Regions from separate parts of the Homo sapiens genome. Here region 2 is linked to region 1. A link is an interaction called in ENCODE POLR2A ChIA-PET data of the cell type or tissue named here. Cell type or tissue: Caco-2. All regions are shown on one strand. Region 1 overlaps ACTN4 (actinin alpha 4). Region 2 overlaps SIRT2 (sirtuin 2).

What was found. ChIA-PET counts read pairs that join two places held together with the same protein. Peaks named below come from ENCODE experiments on the same cell type or tissue, not always from the same donor. Only the 100,000 strongest peaks of a DNase experiment are listed, where the experiment ranks them.
Region 2: POLR2A ChIA-PET joins it to region 1 with 6 read pairs; 5 of 35 experiments call an interaction of 5 or more read pairs at or near these places.

What each region holds. Positions count from the first base shown.
Region 1 is chr19:38,661,235-38,663,734 of GRCh38, reverse strand. All of the region lies in intron 1 of ACTN4 (actinin alpha 4), which reads right to left. Among named protein-coding and RNA genes, the nearest start is that of ACTN4, 15 kb to the right of the region's middle. In Caco-2, no CTCF peak of the experiment used is centred here; a DNase peak (open chromatin) is centred at 1,504.
Region 2 is chr19:38,881,604-38,884,103 of GRCh38, reverse strand. SIRT2 (sirtuin 2) reads left to right here. Exons shown (of 16, transcript NM_012237.4): 9 at 348-477. Among named protein-coding and RNA genes, the nearest start is that of RINL, 4.6 kb to the right of the region's middle. In Caco-2, no CTCF peak of the experiment used is centred here; a DNase peak (open chromatin) is centred at 1,163.

The DNA.
Region 1 (2,500 bases):
CATCCTTCAAACCAGCAGCTCCCCGAAGACGATGCTCATGGGGACAGGAACTGGTAGCGCTACTCCAAAGAGGCAGCTAAGAAATGTTCGATTGCACGCCGGACCCCCTAATACTTGCCCTCGGCAACCTGCCCGCAGCGGGGGCAAAGGCCCGCCCCTCCTGCACACTCACCTCCTTTATGAAAGTTTCCATGACTGACCCCACCTGCCCTGATTCACCCCTTTCCTCTCCCGGGACACAGCTAGAGTGCTGTGAGCTTGTCGGTGTGCCGTTTAGTGTCCTTCTGAGGTCTCATGTGGCCTTGCTCTCTCCCCAGCTACACCGCGAGCTCTTTGAGAGCACGGACCAGGTCTCCGGTTTCTCTCATACCCCTAAAGGCTCGGCACAGAGCTCTGCTCTGAAGAGGGGCCCAGCGAGGGCTGCTGTCTGGCCATGGCGGTCATATTTCTACCTGAGTGCTGGACTCTGGGGCCCAAGAAGCCCCAACTCATGTTACACAAGAAGCCGGTTGGCTATAAAATGTGGCCGGGCGCAGTGGCTCACACCCGTAATCCCAGCACTTTGGGAGGCTGAGGCGGGTGGATCACCTGAGGTCAGCAGTTCACAACCAGCCCGGCCAACATGATGAAACCCCGTCTCTACTAAAAATACAAAAAACTAGCTAGGCGTGGTGGCCGGCACCTGTAATCCCAGCTACTTGGGAGGCTGAAGCAGAAGAATCACTTGAACCCAGGAGGCGGAAGTTGCAGTGAGCCAAGATTGTGACATTGCACTCCACTCCTGAACAACAAGAGGGAAACTCTGTCTTTAAAAAAAAAAAAAAACAGACCCACTTTGCTCAGCAGCCCCTAATTCTGTTACCCAAGTGGTGACTGCTGGAGTCTTTCAAAGGACCTTTTATGTCTTTATAGTGTGATAGAAAGAGGCAGCTCCCCCTCCAAGACAGACTTTCCTATCTGCAGCAGCTTGGAGCAGGTTCAGCTCAGCATAAATGCATAATAAGCCACCCACCATGGAAACTTACAGCTGTGTCCCAAACGTGGGGTAGGACTCAACCTAATCCGACACATTTTCCATGTGCCATGCACCTCTTCCCACTCTGAATTGATTTTATAAAGTGGAAGTTTTGTTTTTGTATTTAAGGGGATAAGAATAAACACACACACACTTATCTCCCCTCCTATACAGCTACTTAAAAGATTTAACAAGTTCACATGGCTATGCTGCCAGGAGAATGGAAACCTCGCCATCTTCTTTCCAGCTGAAGCAGCTGGGCTGGCTGCACCATCACAGGCCACCATAATCATTTGCTCCGTTATACTCTACCCACGGGGCGATTTTTGTTGTCAAATCATCAGTGCTAAGGCTGAGAGAATCCCAGCCCATGTTCACTCTAGACAACCCATGAAGGTAACTTCTTGCTGGGTGCTGTGTGTTCAGAGGCAGGAGTGTCTATCAATAGCCCAGAGCTCCCTGTTGCTGTTCCTCCCTCCTTGAGTAAAAGCCACATAACTCGTTTGACAAGCTCTGCCTTCAAATGGGGAGTTGTGGGTCCAATGAAACCTACTGAAACCTGTCATATTCCTGGACTGGTTTCCAGTGAGGTACAGAAAGCTAAGCACCTCAGACTGAATCAGCCTGTATGCCTGTCTCTTTCTCTGAACTAGAACCACCCTCACTCCAACTGACCAAAGGAAACAAGGAGGAAATACTAAGTGAAAGAGGGATTTATAGAGAAGGAAAGGACCTAGGAGAAAAGCCAGTTTAAAAATCAGGCTGCCAGGCCGGGCGCGGTGGCTCACGCCTGTAATCCCAGCACTTTGGGAAGCCGAGGCGGGCGGATAACGAGGTCAGGAGATCAAGACCATCCTGGTTAACACGGTGAAACCCCGTCTCTACAAAAAATACAAAAAATTAGCCGGGCATGGTGGCGGGCGCCTGTAGTCCCAGCTACTCGGGAGGCTGAGGCAGGAGAATGGCGTGAACCTGGGAGGTGGAGCTTGCAGTGAGCCGAGATTGTGCCACTGCACTCCAGCCTGGGCAACAGAGTGAGACTCCGTCTCAAAATAAATAAATAAATAAAAATAAATCAGGCTGCCATCTTCTACAATACTTATTGGAAAAAAAATCAGGCTTCCTGGCTTCCAACTTCAAAGAAGGAGACTCAACATTTTACAAAAGATGCTTTGTAAAGCAAGTGGCATCCCACCAGGTAGAAATGGCCTCTTGATGGGACCAAAGGAGGCTGGAACTTGTTCATGTTGTAAAAGTTAAGCTCCCTAAGAGAGCCACACTACAAAGCCATTATGAGTAGTACACAGTGCCATAAAACTCCAGATTCAAAGTTACCAACGCTTTAATCAAATACACGTGCCGACTGCCGAAATCATCACAGAGATAACTGCAGCTTTTGTTTGGCTGATTCATGTTCTGCCGTCTTGGGGTTCCCACTTTAGAAGTCAGTTCTGGTTTGGCCTGTCCAGGAGGCCTGGGAGGAAA
Region 2 (2,500 bases), 220 kb before region 1:
TTTGTAGAGACAAGCGTCTTGATATGTTGCTCAGGCAGGTCTTGAACTCCTGGCCTCAAGTGATCCTCCCACCTCAGCCTCCCAAAGTGCTGGGATTATAGGCGTGAGCCGCCATGCCCAGCCTGGCCCCTGCCTTTAAGCAGCCTTGACTGTCACCCTTTAAGTGGCACCATTGGGATGAACAGAAGAGTCTTCAGATAAACCCTGCCACTTGCTTCTCCTCCCTCCCTTCTCCACCTGTCCCCACCACCTCACTGCTCCTCGTGGCCCTCAACTCCCTACTGTGCCTTCTGGCCTACAAGGGGTGGCTCACTCCTCACCCCTCTTCCCTCCATCTCTCCCTCTAGAACATAGATACCCTGGAGCGAATAGCCGGGCTGGAACAGGAGGACTTGGTGGAGGCGCACGGCACCTTCTACACATCACACTGCGTCAGCGCCAGCTGCCGGCACGAATACCCGCTAAGCTGGATGAAAGGTGAGGCTGGAGGGCATCCTGAGGGCAGGCCTCCTCTCAGCACCAGGAGCAGTGTCTCCATGCAGTGGGCACCCATTCTGTCCTGCTCAATTCTTTGGGGTTTTTTTGTTTTGTTTGTTTGTTTTTGAGACAGAGTCTCACTCTGTCGCCCACGCGGGGAGTTCAGTGGGTGATCATGGCTCACTGCAGCCCAACTGCCTGATTTCCTGTCTTTGGCTGTTTTTAATATATGATAGTAGGCCAGGAGCAGTGGCTCACACCTGTAATCCTAGCACTTTGGGAGGCCAAGGCGGGCAGATCACCTGAGGTCAGGAGTTCAAGACCAGCCTGGCTAACATGGTGAAACCCCGTTTCTACTAGAAATACAAAAAAAAAAAAATTAGCCTGGTGTGGTGGCATGCGCCTGTAATCCCAGCTACTCAGGAGGCTGAGGCAGGAGAATCGCTTGAACCTGGGAGGCGGAGGCTGCAGTGAGCTGAGTTCGCACCATTGCACTCCAGCTTGGGCAACAAGAGCAAAACTCTGTCTCAAAAAAAAAAAAAAAAAAAAAACAAGAAGTCACTTATTCCACTCATGGAAAGCCATTTCTGACATTCTTTATGCTGATTTAACAAAGCCTCTGGTGTCCCTGTGAGATAAGGACAGCTGCAGCATTTGCAGAAGGGCCTCTGGAGTGTGGCTGTTCTGATAAAATGCCAGCTGAGTGCCCCTGGGCTGAGGATTCCTGAATAGCCCAACTGCAAGCAGCTGGGGGCAGTGTACAATTCACATTACCCCCATTATGTGTCATTGACAGCAGCGTCACAGGCAGCACCCACGGTGTCATGCTGTCCATGCAGAAATATTTTAAAGAAAATTACCGACTACTGACATTGAAACAATGCTTTATAAATGTGTGCTGAATGAATGAATGGACAGTTGAGCAAATGACTTAGAATTCAGTGGGTTGCAAGTGACAGAAATGCTTTCTTTCTTTCTTTTTTTTTTTTTTGAGATGGAGTCTTGCTCTGTCACCCAGGCTGGAGTGCAGTGGTGCAATCTCGGCTCACTGCAACCTCCGCCTCCCGGGTTCAAGCAATTCTCCCTGCCTCGGCCTCCCAAGTAGCTGGGATTACAGGCACGTGCTACAACCCCTGGCTAATTTTTATATTTTTAGTAGAGACGGGGTTTCACCACGTTGGCCAGGCTGGTCTCAAACTCCTGACCTCAAACGATCCACTCGCCTCAGCCTCCCAAAGTGCTGGGATTACAGGCGTGAGCCACCACACCCGGCCAGAAATGCTTTCAAGCTTCCTAAATCAATAAGAAATAAGGCCAGGCACAGTGGCTCATGCCTGTAATCCCAACACTTTTGGACGTCGAGGTGGGTGGATCACTTGAGCCCAGGAGTTTGAGAACAGCCTGGGCAACATAGGGAGATCCCATCTCTAAAAAAAATAAAATGTAGCCAGGTGCGATGGTGGATGCCTGTGAGCCCAGCTACTCGGGAGGCTAAGGCAGGAGGATCACTTGAGCCTGGGAAGTCGGTGGTGCAGTAAGCTATGATCACACCACTGCACTCAACCATGATTGCACCACCACACTCCAGCCTGGGCAACAGAGTGAGAACCTGTCTCAAAAAAACAAACAAACCAATAAGGCCGGGCGCAGTGGCTCACACCTGTAATTGCAGCTCTTTGAGAAGCCAAAGTGGGCAGATTTGCTTGAGCCCAGGAGTTTGAGACCAGCCTGGGCAACATGGCGAAACCCTGTCTCTACAAAAAATACAAAATTTAGCCGGGCGTGCTGGCATGCACCTGTAATCCCAGCTACTCAGGAGGCTGAGGCAGGAGGATCACTTGAAGCTGGGAGGTTGAGGCTACAGTAAGCCATGATCGTGCCACTGCATTCCAGCCCGGGCAACAGAGTGAGACCTTATCTCAAAAAAAAAAAGAAAGAAAAAAACAAAAAAAATGCAACAACAAGAAGAGAGGTCTTTTCTGAGCAGAGTGGACACCTCAGGAGACACCCATCACACTCCAAG